3 separate regions of the Homo sapiens genome follow, and all the other regions are linked to region 2. Evidence: chromatin contacts called from ENCODE Hi-C or POLR2A ChIA-PET data. All regions are on one chromosome and are shown on one strand. Each heading gives the region's core, a stretch centred on a gene start or an enhancer-like site at or near the end of the contact. The rest is flanking DNA. Distances are from core to core; before and after follow the strand shown. Region 1 holds the start of SLC35D1 (solute carrier family 35 member D1). Region 2 overlaps GNG12 (G protein subunit gamma 12). Region 3 holds the start of DEPDC1 (DEP domain containing 1).

The links. Hi-C counts contacts between places; a loop is a spot of excess contacts on that map. ChIA-PET counts read pairs that join two places held with the same protein, here RNA polymerase II (POLR2A). Pooled maps may share reads with other maps.
Region 1: a pooled map shows a loop between it and region 2 (5-fold over the local background). The contact joins the promoter of SLC35D1 here to the enhancer-like site in region 2. A Hi-C loop is called at or near these places in 2 of 37 single-sample maps with no recorded cell type and 3 of 50 pooled maps.
Region 3: a loop to region 2 is called in a pooled map, with 3 times the contacts of the local background. The contact joins the promoter of DEPDC1 here to the enhancer-like site in region 2. A Hi-C loop is called at or near these places in 1 of 37 single-sample maps with no recorded cell type and 5 of 50 pooled maps. POLR2A ChIA-PET finds 5 or more read pairs at or near these places in 1 of 52 experiments (GM12878).

Annotation. Positions count from the first base shown.
Region 1 is chr1:67,052,860-67,057,641 of GRCh38, forward strand. SLC35D1 (solute carrier family 35 member D1) reads right to left here and starts at 1,289. Exons shown (of 12, transcript NM_015139.3): 1 at 952-1,289; 2 at 97-130. The coding sequence starts at 1,154. RefSeq lists silencers at 704-913, 1,204-1,393.
Region 2 is chr1:67,759,031-67,763,765 of GRCh38, forward strand. The region is part of intron 2 of GNG12 (G protein subunit gamma 12); the gene reads right to left. The region is part of intron 1 of LOC105378781 (a long non-coding RNA gene); the gene reads left to right. Among named protein-coding and RNA genes, the nearest start is that of GNG12-AS1, 71 kb to the right of the region's middle. Within about 2 kb of position 1,266, at least 21 of the 41 ENCODE cell types and tissues checked have a DNase peak (open chromatin) inside an H3K27ac peak, as active enhancers do; they include GM12878, where a contact is called at or near this core.
Region 3 is chr1:68,494,221-68,499,270 of GRCh38, forward strand. DEPDC1 (DEP domain containing 1) reads right to left here and starts at 2,862. Exons shown (of 12, transcript NM_001114120.3): 1 at 2,732-2,862; 2 at 210-475. The coding sequence starts at 2,779. DEPDC1-AS1 (DEPDC1 antisense RNA 1) reads left to right here and starts at 2,456. Exons shown (of 3, transcript NR_110671.1): 1 at 2,456-2,551. RefSeq lists enhancers at 2,543-2,592, 2,703-2,762.

The DNA.
Region 1 (4,782 bases), core at 39-2,538, 710 kb before region 2:
GTAAACAAGAGAACACAGATTCACTGTTCTACACATAAAGACACACACAGAAGTTCTAACAACATAAACCACGTAATGGTGAGGATTCCAACTAACCTGGCCAAGTCCAACACATAGTGAGGAGGGAAATCTACAAAAAGGGCAAAGAAAAAAACAAGATCAGAACAAACCTAACTTAGCTCCGTGAATTCAATTTGCACATCGGCAACGTTAATAAGGCATTCCGATACAAGCCACATCAACGTCCGCCCCTAAATCAAACAAAAATCTTGGGAGAAAACTCTCTGCCTGTTGGTTGTCAGTCCACCCCGCTGATGTAGCCTCGGGCGGCCGCTTGTCCCATCTTGTCCGAGTCTACAGTTTCAGTCCGCTGCCTGCAAAGGATTTCTCAAGGCAGTGCAGATACAGATCTCTGCAACGATTTCACACACCTTAAAAAAAAAAACAACCAACTTCTGCCTCTGGGTCCCAGTGTTAGCAAGGGAATAATTGTCTGCTGGGTTGAGGATGCGTACGTCCCCAGAGGCTGTCAGCGGGTGCAGGGGACACTGAAGCCCCGGCCCCCTGTCCAGGCTGCGGAGGAGGGAGGCTTCCCTCGCTCTCCTCCCTGATCGACAGGCATAACGGCTCAAAAGTCACCAAGCAAATCACTTTGCTCCATCTCTCTGAAGGGCAGGGTTTTCGGGGCGGTGCGCCCAGGGCATGGCAGGCGAGCCCCAAATGTGCCGGGCCGGCCGGAGCTCCGCGCAGGGAGCGGACCCCTGCCACAGGCCCGCTCGCCAGGCCGGCTCCGCTGCCCGGGCCGCGCGCGTCAGCCGCCCGCCCTCCCCAGCTCCCGCCCAACTTTGTTCGGCTTTAACTTTGGCAGTCAAAGTCCAGGGAGCCGGCGCCGCGCCGCCGCCGCCGCCCGCTCCTCCTCCGCGGCCTGGGCCGCCGCCGCCTCGGCCCTACCTGTAATTGGTGAGCACGCTCTTATTCACCACCACGATCAGGAAGGAGCTCACGCCGTAAAAGCCGGCGGCCAGCAGCTTCAGAAACACGGTCAGCGTTTCGGCCGACGCCATCCCCAGCTCCTCCTCATCTCGGAGTGTGGAGGATTTCGCGGGGGCTTCTCCTTTAACCCGAGCATGCTGACGTCTATGAACTTCCGCCATGGCTGCCGCAGCAGCGGTGGCCTGGCGGCGGGGCCTAGCGGCTCGGGGGCCTGCAGCGGCAGCTCCCAGGGGACTCCAGGAGTTGGGGACCGCAGACTAGGCCAGCTGCGCGCTCGCCGCCTCGACTCCCCGCTTGGCCGCCGCCTGTCCCCGCCCAGGGGCAGGGACGCCGGGGTTCACACCCCTGGAGACTTTGCTCGGGCATTGTGCAACGCGGGGTCAGAGAGTAGGGCCGCGCCGGGCTTAGCCTGGGCAGGGGTTGGAGAGAGCCTGGAGAAGGGGCAGTGGCGACCCCCCTGCCCGAGGCGGATAAGGAGAAGCCAGGGGAACTACATCGAGACACCAGAGCGCCGGGCGACAAACCACAGACTCCGGGTGACAGTCGCCCTGCGCCTGCGCACGAGCACGCGCTGGGTCTCTCCGCGGGGCGCGTACCTGGGGCGTGGGGAGTCTGGTGGCAGAGGGGCTGGAAGGCCGTATTCTCCGGATAACTGCCGCAACTAAGTGCAGACCCTCCTCCCCTCTGTTACAGGTGGCCGGCCAAGTAGTTACAGTACACTGCGTCTAGACTAATTCTGAATGCTCTTTTAGTCTCTCTTGCAGGGGGTAAAAACCCTTCAAAAGTATCAGATGTGGATCAACAGTAAACACTCAACGAAAATTTCATTCCGCAATGCCTCAGGCTTCTTACATTTTCTGAACCCAGAAAACACCAAACAATACTTTTCAGATTGAGAAGTTTCGTTTGTTTGTTTTAAGAAAAATGTTGACATATCCCAAAAAGTAGCAAGATAAGCAGCTTGGGGATTGGGGAAAGCACAAGGTGTTTGGAGCCTAAAAGACTTGATTTCCAATTGTAGGATTCCTAGAAATGACGACCCCCCCCCCCCCCACCAACACACTCACTCCTTATTGTGTGTCTTGGACCAATTAGATGACCTCCCTGAACCTGATCTCTGTGGATGTGTAGCTAGCAAAGAGCTAGTTTTCGGTAAATGGTAGTCATTATTGTATAACAGAAGCAAATCATTATGATCGGTTTAAGCAAAGAAATTACGTATTGAACTTTAATAGATTAGGAAAGAAGAACTTTGAATTATTTTTCTAAGTGCTTGGTCTGTATCTTTTTAAATTTCTTTTTTTTTTTTTTCTTATTTTTATATTTTGGTAAACCAGGTATAGTGGTTCACACCTGTAATACCAGCACTTTGGGAGCAGGTGGAATGCCTGAGCCCGGGAGTTTGAGACCATGCTGGGCAACAAAGTGAGACCCTCTCTCTACAAGAAAATAAAAAAATTAGCCAGATGTGGTGGCGCACGCCTGTGGTCCCAGCTACTCAGGAGGCTGAGGTGGGAGGATGGCTTGAGCCCAGGAGGTCAAGGCTGCAATGAGCTATGATCATACTACTGCACTCCAGCCTGGGCAACAGCACAAGACCATCTTAAAGAAAGAAATAAATTGTGGCAAAATATACAAAGTATAAAATTTATCATTTTAACCCTTTTTGAGTATGCAATTGCATGGCATTAACTGCATTCACATCGTTTTGCAGCCATCATCACTAATCCATCTTTAGAACTTTTTCACCATCCCAAAGTGAAACTCTTTCCCCTTTAAACAATCACTCCCTGTTTCCCTACTTCCTTCCCTCTCTGCTGTTAACCAGTGTTCTACTTTCTGTCTCTGTGAATTTGACTACTCTAGGTACCTCATATAAGTGGAATCATGTAGTATTTGTCCTTTCGTGATGAACTTACTTCATTAACGTAATGTCTTCAAGGTTCAGCCACGTTGTAGCATATGTTAGAATGTCCTCCCTTTTTAAGGCTGAATAATATTAAATTATATGTGTATAATTGGTTTATATCTTTTGAGTTACTTTGAGAACACCTATGTTCTTCAAGTGTTTCTTAAAAAACTGGTACACAGGATGAGGTTCTTAACATAGCCTACAAGGTCCTAGATAATGTGGTTCCTACCCACATCTCCAGAGGCACTATTCACGTTTCCCTCCCCTAAGGTGCAGATAAATCAACAATGTGGGTTCCGGCTTCTGTGTCTTTACTCCCATTATTCCCTCCATCTGGGCTGCTTTTTCTCTTCCTCCTCTCACCCAGCTCCTGAAAAACTCTTACATTTCCTTCCGTATTTTGGCAGAACATTACCTCTTCTCTGGGCAGCCTTCACACTGCCCCCCACTTCCCTCTACATAATTGATCTCTCTCCTTTGTGCCTCTCCTACCGCATCTTTATATACCCCCTTTATAGAGTGTCCATCTGCTGCTGCTGCTATAACAAAATACCTGAGACTGGATAACATATAAAAAATAGAAATTTATTTTCTCACACTTCTGGAGGCTGAGAAGTCCAAGATCAAGGTGCCACCTTAACCACTGCATCCTCTGAAGGGGAAGAACACCATGTCCTCACATGGCAGAAGGGACAGAAGGTCAGAAAGGGACAAACACTGTGTGAAACCTCTCTCATAAGGCATGAATCCTACTCACAAAGGCAGAGCCCTCATGACTTAGTCACCTCCTAAAGGGCCTGCCTCTTAATAATATCACATTGGTGATTAAGTTTCAACATATGAATTTTGGAGGACACATACAGACCGTAGCAAAGGGGCTCTGCATTACATGTTTACATATCACTCTCTTCCACTAGACAGTTGCTTCTTGAGGACAGTGGCAGGCAAGGGTGCCTAACACAGTTTAGATATTTTAGTTGATTGAATCAATGGAAACAAGGAAAATGATTAAATTTCTTCCTTGACTGCTAGCTTCAAAAGGAAAAATAACTAAAACATTGTATTTTAAGAAACATCCTTGCAGAAAAAATATTATAGAAGTAACAATGACCCTCATAATAAAAAGCAAATATATACATATATACACATTTTTACACATTTTAAAAAACATACCTGGAATAGAACCAGAGAAGAACACTAATCCTCAAGCCACACACTGCTGCTGACACTTAGTAGTTTTGTGACCTTGGGCAAATTACTAGACATCACTGTGCTTCAATTTCCTCACCTGTAAAATGGGGATAACAATAGTACCCACCTCATAGAGTTACAATGAGAATTAAATGAGTTAATGAATGTAAAGTGCTTAGAACATAATATGAGTGTTTATTACAATTACTGTTATCACTAGTATTATTAGGCAGTCTTCCTCTTTTCACTTACTATTCCTTGATGGTCTTTCTGTGGCAACGCTTAAACTTAACCTCATTCTTTTCAAAGGCTTCAGAGTATTCCATTAGTTGGATGCATCATCATGTAACCCTATAGACATTTAAGTTATTGCCATTTTTCAGTGTACAAACAATGCTTGTCCATTCAACTTTGTGCAAGTATAAATTTCTAGAAGTAGAATTGCTTAGTTAAGGCTACTTTTTAATAAAAAAATTAATAGAATTGAGGAAATTCCAAATTAACAACCTCCAAAGAGTTTATACTCATTTTTTATTCCTGCTAACACGGTATGAAAATGAAACCCTCTTTTATAAAGTCAAGAGGGCAGCAATGGAGAACAATGGAAGAGGTGAGATAATATTTCAAGTTCTACCCTGTGGAAGTATGAAATGCCAGGTACAAATTTTCAAAATCATAAGTTATGA
Region 2 (4,735 bases), core at 16-2,515:
GCAATGTTCCCAACACAAACAAAAGATAAATGTCTGAGGTGATGGACAGCCCAATTACCCTGATTTGATCATTATACATTGTATACATGATCAAAATACCACATGTATCCCCCAAATATGCACAACTATTATACAACAATAAAAAATGTTTTAAGAAGTTAGGGGTGAAATCCAGCACATGGAACAGCATATACATCCCACAGTACTAATGGAGGCCAGAGGGCATGTGGCTTTGGGTGGGAGGAGTGTCAAGATCTCTATGGTTCCTGCGTAGGCAGTCTTCTCTGTGTTGGCTAACTATAGTCTGAGAACTATTCACCTCAGTAAACACTGGTCAAGTGCCTAACTGCATCCAAAGTACTGTGGGAGACAATACAGTGTAGCCATTAAGAAAACGAATTCTGGAATCAGGTAGGCCTGGGTTTGTGTTCGGACTCTTTCACCCATTCCCTGTGTGACCTGCGAATATCTGTTGGCTGTAATTATTATAATCTTGGTGCACCTCAATTTCCTCATCTACAAAATGGACATAAGAACTATATGTACCTCAAAGAGTTGCTGTGAGAGTTAAATGAAATCATGCAAGTATGATGTTTTGTATAATACCTTATACATAGTAAGTGTGCAATAAATACTAGTCATTGTTATTCCTAGAAGCTTCCCCAAATTATTTTAAAAAGAAGGCACCTAGATCTAAATGACAGTCCATGTAACAAAGAAAACCCTTACTTGAGCAATTTCAGTGAAGGCCATTTTTCAACAATGCTCACTCACTTCCCTCCACTCTGGGTCCCAGTCATGTATAAAACACTCTGCTTTGTGTTGACTAAGCTCCACAGTGACATTCCAAGGAGTTCTGGTGTCCCTCCAAATATTCTAGGCTGCCCTTTTAACCTGATACTGATACCCTGTCCACTCTACTGTTTAAGGGGCTATTTAAAAATTTGGCTTTGTAAAGCAGGGAGCAAGGCAGAAAGCCTTCAAAGCTTTAGCAGTTGGCGTGGCAAGGAACAGAAAAGCAGCATTTTACAGTATCAAATACCAGAAGTAGCCCTCATAACCACTAACTTTGTAGTGCTCTTCCTTCACTGTGGCGAAGTGCTGAGCATGTTACATGCATTACATTACTGAAACCAAGGCCCTGTGACGTTCCAGTGAGTCCAAGGTGCTAGCTGGTGTGAGTACAGCTGTGGGCTCTAATCTATGCTTTGCTTCAAAGTCCACGCATGCAAATCCTGGGCAACTCCCTGAGTTTCCAAGGCAACTCAGCCAACTCATCCAGAGGTAACTAGCTTCCAATAACTGTATAAGCTCACTCCCATCATTTGGTAGGTTGGTAGGTCAATCAGTTCAATTTATTTTTATTTTTATTTATTTTTTGCTTTCTCTGATATTTGACCAACCACGACACCTAGTGGCCAGTGGAGCACAAACATGGGTTGCCCGAAAAGGCTGATGGACGGGTGATGTGTGTCTTTAGCTTTAAGACACACGTTGCTCATGACCAGGAAAAACCTGATGGATCGTGTTCAAGGCAAAGAAACCAAGGCACAGAGAAATGAAGCGACTTGCCTAAAGTCAAAGCTAATGTAGAACTGTGTGGAAATACTGAACCTTAGTGTTAGAACTCGTATTCTGATTCAGACTTGGCCTAAATTTGATCCTCAGCAAGATACTTTCTTCAGTTATTCAACAAACATTGACTGGGCACCTCCTGAGTAAGGCACTGTGCCAGATGCCGGGGACATGACAGTAAGCAAGGAGGACACGTCTCGATCCTTGCAGTCAAATAGGAGGGGAAGATAAACAGAGAATCCACAATAACAATACCAGCTAATATGTATTAAGGACTCTGCTTCAAGAGTTTCATGTACACCAACTCGCTTCATCCTTGACTTGAAACAATCCTATAATGGGGGTGCGATTATTATTCTTGCTTTGAAAATGTGCAGGAGAACATTTAAGTTGTGGGTAACAAACAGGGCTCCTATGCCTTTCTAGGTCTAAGTTTCTGAAATAAAGTTGTGCTAGATACTGGAAGATTTCTAAGACCTCTTTCCAGATCAGTTTCCCTTCACTTCTAGGATTCTGGGGTAAAGCTGGGATTAGACCTTGGTCGGTTTTCCTGACCAAGAGTCTAGTGTTCCCTCTCTATACACTGTGCTGGTCAATATTTATGAATAACAGCTGGAAGTTATTGAATGCTTACTCTGTGCCACGCCCTGAATTTCTCAGTTCAGGCAATCTTCTTCACAACCTATGAGACAGCTTTAAGATACAAATAATAACTGAGTGAAAAATCATGCTCTAAAATAGTTTAAAAGATTTCCAAGATAAACAGAGAGGCTTCCAACCTCACTCAGCTGTAGCATCCTGAATCTCTGTTCTGTCTGATTTTGTTGAATGGTGGATTTAAACCTTATGTATTGGTGTCCTCAGGCTCTCATGAAGGGAATGGATAATGGGTCCAGGCAAATGGTTCAATGATGAGTTACTGTCTAGGGAAACAGGGGGCATCTTGTTCAATAACAACATTGCTTTGGGGTAATTCTGGGTCCCTAGAAGTATCTACAAAGCCTGCAAGGTCAAGTGCAGGTCGACTTGGCTCTTTGGTTTTATGATTCCAAATAAATAAAACACATTTCCAACAGTTCAGCAGGGTATATCCGAGATCGGCAAACTCTCCAACGAGGTATTCCCGTTAACCCTTAGTCCCTTACCCTCCCTGAGGGTATGTGCACACCATCCGCTTTCTGTCGGGTGAGGGAGGGTGCAGGGAGAGAGGCAGGGGCAATCAGGAAAACTCTCTCAGTGATCCTGCAAATGGGAAATGGGGACATTGAGTTTAATCACGGCTCCACTCCAGGACCAAAGAAAGCAACTCCTGCCACCTGCAGTCAGACCACTCTCTCCCACACCCAGGAAAGCAGACCCAGTGGGACCTAGAGCTTCCCAGGTCTTGTAAGACTCTGGCCTCTTTGTTCAGGGCCTCCAGAATGATACTCCAGTGGGTCTTGGTGAGAACATACATTAGATATGCTGCAATGTTTAGCCTAGAATGCTCTGCTAGCTTTTCCAAATGGCAAGCTCTCACTGAACTTTCTAGGGCTACAGATCAATACCTTCTTTTGCCTGACCACCACCACCGCCCCCAACCCAAGGCTGTCCACAGTAGGAACTGCCACATTTGCCCAGTACCTAACACAAGATTGTAATCACTGACTTGTTTATCTGCCTACCCCATGGACTTGAAACATCTCTAAAAGATGAAGTGGGGTGGCTTAACCATCCTTACGTACTCAGTACCTAGCTAGCACAGCCTCTGGATTGAGGAGGTGCTGATTCCCAAAGAGCTGGAAAGGAAGGCAAGGAACTGTAAGGCTAGAAGAGGCTTAAGAGGTCATCTCATTTATAATCCTGCCCAATACAGGATTTCCCTCAAAATACAAGAAATTATTTTGAGGGAAAATAATACAAAAAGTAAAGAAAAACAAGAGAAAAGTTTAAAAGAGTATGTATTTATGTACATATATACCTTCTACATGCATACATACATATATGGCATCCTTCTACTGGAATGGGGTATGTGGTGGTAAAGACGCAGAGTAAGATTCACTCAGATTTTTGAGCATTAGCGTTTATCTCTTTTTAAAGTTTTTTTCCCTAATTTTTTTCCCCTAATTTTTCACAAAATACATGCAATTTAGTGAAAAATTTGTAAAATATAATTAAAGTGAACAGAAGGTAAAAGTTAACATGCTGTTATATTTCCTTCTAATATTTTCTTGGGAGTTTTTGTTCTTCCTTTTTTAAAAAATCAAAGGAAACCTTGATCAGATTGAGTTTTTAAGGTAGTCTAAATTATACTCTGCTGCACAACTTTATATTTTGCTCCGTTCTAGCAAAAGCATTTCCCTATGTGATTATAAAGTCTTTATAAGCATCATGTTTTAACTTTTATTTTGATATAAGTTCAGACTTAGAGAATAGTCGCAAAGCACCCAGATTTGGGTTCCTCAAATGTAAACATTTTACTATATTTAACACCCTACCCTCCCAGGAGAGAGAGAGAGAGAGAGAGAGAGAGAGAATCAATATGAAGTTTTACTCCTAAATATTTCAGTGTATACTTCCTATGAATAAGAATAAGGAATTCTCATATATAACCACACCAATTAGTCAAATCAGGAAATTAACTCTGATATTTTACTATTATCTGATCTACAACCTTATTCAGATTTTGGTGATTATCCCAATAATGTCCTTTACAGGAAAAGAAAATACAAAATTATACATTATGTTCAACTGTCATGTCTCTTTAGTCTTCTTGACTCTGGCATGCTTCCTGAGTATGTCTTGGTTTTTAATGTTATTAATATTTAAGAGTAAGTGCTGGTTATTTTGTGGAATGTCCCTCAATTTGGGTTTGCACATGTTTTTTCCTGATTCGATGCAGGTTATGCACGTTTGGTAGGGATACCACAGAAATAAATATCCATCACTTTTTTTTTTTTTGGTAAGAGACAGGGTCTCACTCTGTCACCCAAGTTAGAGTGCAGTGGTGCAATCACATAGCTCTACAGCCTCAAACTCCTGGGCTCAAACAACCCTCCTGCCTCAGCCTCCAGGGTAGCTGGGACTACAAATTCCATTTTACACAAGCATGTCCTTATTAGAGAATTTTAGGTTGTTTTTATAATTTTGCTATAATTCCAAATCCACCCCCCTCCCACCC
Region 3 (5,050 bases), core at 1,612-4,111, 740 kb after region 2:
TATGCTAACACTTAAAAACTTTAAATTTTGTAGCAATTAACTTTCACATTACAATTTTTCTAAATGATTTTAGTTGAACTAACAGCATTAATAGTTTTCCAAAGAAATAAAACTTCTTTGAAGAAGCTGCTGTTATAGTAAAAGTATAATATAAGTAGAGATAAAACTTTACAGTAATTCAGTTTTACAGTTACATATCTGTTCATTACCTGAAGAGCTGGTTGTTATCATCAACATTTTCTGATCCCCACCTCCCTTTGATATCTTCAATTACATGATTCTTAAGAAATTTCCTCAACAGTTGGATAGTCTGTTGCCTTGTAACTTCAGGACCAAAATTGCTATTATTTCTTAATAGGTCATAAAGCCAATCCACTGCTTCTCCTGCTGTGAAACAATTGCCATATTTTTTAAAGTGTTGTCTGTGTTTTCTTAGAGGCATTCCTGCTCGAAAAGATGTGGTAACTTCATTCCACTGTAAAAAGAAGGAAAATATTTTTAAAAAATTGAAGAAAAATTAAATCTCATATTGATTTGAAGTACATTAGGTAAAGAAAATTCTTTAATTCACATCTGATTATATCATAAAAATTCTTGAAGAATCATTCATCTTATTTGTGCCATATAAAATTTTATATCTGGCCGGGCACGGTGGCTCATGCCTGTAATCCCAGCACTTTGGGAGGCCGATGCGGGTGGATCACCGGAGGTCGGGAGTTCGAGACCAGCCTGACCAATATGGAGAAACTCCGTCTCTACTAAAAATACAAAATTAGCTGGGCATAGTGGTGCATGCCTATAATCCCAGCTACTCAGGAGGCTGAGTCAGGAGAATCACTTGAACCTGGGAGGCGGAGGTTGCGGTGAGCTGAGATTGCACCATTGCACTCTAGCCTTGGCAACAAGAGCAAAACTCAGTCTCAAAAAAAAAAAAATTATATCTTACACTGCTTTCTTTTTATTAATTCTAGTGCTGTAGTAATATTTTTATGTAATAGCTTTTTTATTAGAAGAACTTCATTGGCTGATCTAAGATCCTTATTTAAGATCCTGAGCTTATTTAAGAAATCTGGAAATAAGGAAGAACTACAATCAATAGAGAAAACATTCATCCCTGTTTTTTACCTCAATTAATATTAATGTTGGTAGCACTGTGCTTCACATTCATTATTTCACTTTAATTACCCCAATTCTATGAATAGGTACTATTAATTTCTCATTTTTCACATAAGGAAAATAAAGCAGAGAGATTAATAAAATGACCAAGGTCACACAGCTAAGTGATGAACCTAGGCATTCAAACCCAGGTGTGATTGACTCTAGAAACTGATATTGAGCTGCTCACTCTGTACTGGCCTGAGGACACAGTAATAAAAATGACAGAAAGGGACTCTGTACTAAGGGAGATTACAGAACGGCTTTCCTGAGATGCAGTACAGGGTAGTGGCTTTAAGAACAGGCTCTGGAGTTAGACTAGTAGGGCTGGTTTCCCAGCTCTAGCTCTGCCACTATTGTTTATGACTTTTTGGGCCTATCTTCAATCTCTATGCCTCAATCTCCTTAACCACAAAACAGGGACAAAAGGACCTAACGAATGGGCTTATTGGAATGATAAAATGATGTAATATATGTGAAGTACTAGTAAGCATTCAGTGCATGTTTTCTTTTTCAGCGTGCTTATACTACTTTCATCTAATGGGTTTTAAATAATGTGGCAGGACTACTGATTGAGGTTCCTTCCTGTCCTAAATTCTATCCTTCATATTGGTAAATATAGCCAATAACTTACTAAGTAGCAGAATCCATGTAAGATCGCCATACCAGGAAGATCTGAATTCTAGCTCTGCCACTTGCTGTTGATGTGACTCTAGAGGGCATTTAACGTCTGTGAGCCTCAGTGTGCACCTGATAAAGTAGGGCTAATAATACATGCTCGTCTGAAGGGCATTCCTAAGAGGAAAATGCTTGTTATTCTGCAGATCACAACACACTTTAAAAAACAGCATCCTCCTGGGAAACCCCTTAAGGCAAGCATGTATTAGTAACCTTTACCAATGTGGAAACAGGCTCACAGAAGGTAGGGGACTCACCTAACGTCACATAACCAGCACCACAGTATCCTATAGAACCGAAGACCCAACTGCACAAAACGCGTTAGGAGTGCTGTACGTGCAATTCAGGGACCACCAGCAGTGGTTACTGATGGGTACTCAGAAATACCGTTTTGAAACAGGCAGCTGTTATCCTAGTGCTATTCGGCCGATACATCCTGCGTTAAATTCTATGGGTTCAATAAACAAAATTGCCACATTCGGGCTTGCCCCCCACCTAACCCTACAAAGCTTTGGACCTCATTCCCAATTGTTCCCTAATTCTGAGGCGGGTAGAAAATCAGGCGAGGTGAGCGGCCAAATCGGAATATTCTAAGACGCCCCCACGGGACGCCGGCCACACCAGGCACAGGAGTCGCTCCTCATAGCGAGTCTGGTGCGGCCTACGCGCGGCGCTTCCTTTCGGACCTGAGGCCCAGACCCTCAAAATAGAGGGAGCGGTGAGTCTGGCAAGGGTTGCATACCCGCTACTTCTCCTCGCCAGCCTTTTCACTGAACCTAGGGATCCTGGGACTCATCCCTCCGACCGAGGTAAAACTGCGAACGGTCGAGGTAAAACTGCGAACAGTGGTGACTGCCGTCAGCCCGCTGACCGGTCCCGTCTATCCGAGCTGTCTTACCAGCTTGGTGGCCCGATAAGGCCCGGGAGGCACACCCTGACTCTCCATAGGTCTGTCAGCGCCCGGTGGCGTCCATGGCGGCGAAGGCGACACTCAGGCCCAGCGGCCGCGGCAGTGGCGAGTCTCGGCACAACCGTTGGCCCCGCCGCCGATTTGAATAGCATAGAGGGCTGCGCGGATTGGCCGCGCCGCGGGTCACGTGACGCCACAGCCAGGCTCGGGAAGGAGTCGGCGAGGGCCGCTCGGCTGCGTCCTGGGGCTCCAGTAGCTGGCGCGGGCTGGGGTGGGCTGGGCTGGCCTGGGACCGCCTCGATGGGACAGGCTCGGGTTTCCCTGGCGCTGTTTCTCCCTCCTGCGGTCTACGGCGAGGCGGAGTCACAGAGTCCTGTTTTCGTGCTCAGAGGGGATGAGCTCTTTAGTTCCAAACGAAATTATTTGGAGTCCAGCCTTTGGTTTAAGGGAATTTGAAATTTGAAAAGACAAGAAAATACGGTTTTTCTGCCTGGCCCTACAGGATCTTCAGCAGTTAGCTTAGAAGGCAAAGCAACCTGATGGATATGTGTCGCAGTTTCTCTCTCTGCTGCCTATCCTCTCTCTCAGCAGGTGCCATGATTCTCTGAAGTGCTAAAATCTAGGTTCAGAACCCCCTAATTGTGCAGTAAAATGGATCATTCAGAACCCCCCAGTTGGGTAATAAAATGGATTATAGGTAGTCTTTCTTAAGTACATACAATGTGGGGCTTGGGAAAGGTTGTGTACAACTTGTCAAATTGCTTCCCTTAAACTCTACCACTGTATAAGAATGTTGGTTATGTTTGGATCGTGATTATACACTTAAAATTTCACTAGGATCTTAGAAAATAAATCTTCAACAGAAGTCAATTTTCAAATGACAAAAACTACATTCCGAGAGTTGAAGAGACTTACTCAGTCTTAGGTCTCCTTGGCAAAGCACAGACTTCATGCTTTTAATAAATACCCTGTCACCAGTCTGAAACTATCTGATGCTAAGAATCCCTTAGTAAAGTGGGAGATTGCTTGAGTGATTTGAAGCTGTGGAAGAATTCACTTGGAAATTAAATAGCAGTTTAAGAGGATAGGATGCAGTAAAAAGAAGAGATAAAGAAAAATGTTCAGGGAGTGGTAGTGTAGGTCTGTGGAGTTTTCCTTAATTTGGGCAGAAGCACATCTATTTTCTACCAGGACCAGTGGGTAGGAATTTTCAAAAACATACTTGGTAAACAGGAACAATCTACTCAATTTTCCACTTATGTTAAGGAAAAGTAAAATGATTGATGTTACAAAATAATGTTAACTGTTTCTTACCTGGCTTTATGATACATTGTCCCAGGATTTTCGTTTTTCTTTTCTTTTTCCTTTCAGAAGGAAATGGAGATGAGACTGTGGAAGCCAAAATTTATTTTTGCCCAGCTCCCCAAGTTGAAAATCATCTCACATACAGCCTTTGATATAGGTAGCCACAGCTTAATAGTACCTTAATAATCCACTGTGGCTGTGGATTCACTCTGCACCATCCACTTTCACATTTATAGTGTCTTTAGATGATAAAATATTTAAAAGTTAGGTTTTTGTTAAATGTGAGTGGTCTGAGTTTCTTTAAGGTAACTTTACATACCTTTGCTCTTAACAATTATTCATTGATTGCATAGTTTAAATCTTGGAAGTCATTTTATTTCCTCTCATTACCAATTCTGCGAGAGTCACTTTATCATCCTTTTCCTAATTCTCCTACATTAGAATTTCTCAGAGTGGGTTAAAAACTACATGTTTTAGAATTTCCTGCAATACCTGTTAAAATGCTGATTCCTGGGATTCCCCAAATCCTGATTGGGGTGTATGTATATATGTGTATGTATGTGTGTGTGTGTGTGTTTGTCATGGGAGGGAGAGTACAGGGTAAATGTGTAGGGTTGGAGGAGGCTGTATCTCTGAAGACTGTGCAGCTGAGATGCTGTAATGCCCATGAACTGCCTAGCTGTGGACTTATATATGAAAGAAATATGAGCCTCTGTTAATTTACTCTTCTAGCTGAACCTAACCTAATCTACTCATTGTGATACAATGAGTATCACAAAAGAAAATGAGCTCTCTTCTTTTGTCTGCCACCATGTGAGATGTGCCTTTCACCTTCTGCCATGATCGTGAGGCGTCCCAAGCCACACAGAACTTAATTCAGGTAGCTGGAGAGATAATGGTGGATGGGAGGCAGGACTAGATTGCAGCTCCCACTTGGATGGAAAGAGCAGAATGTGGAGGCTTGCACTGTGAACTTTTGCTCCAGAATGACTGCAGGAATAA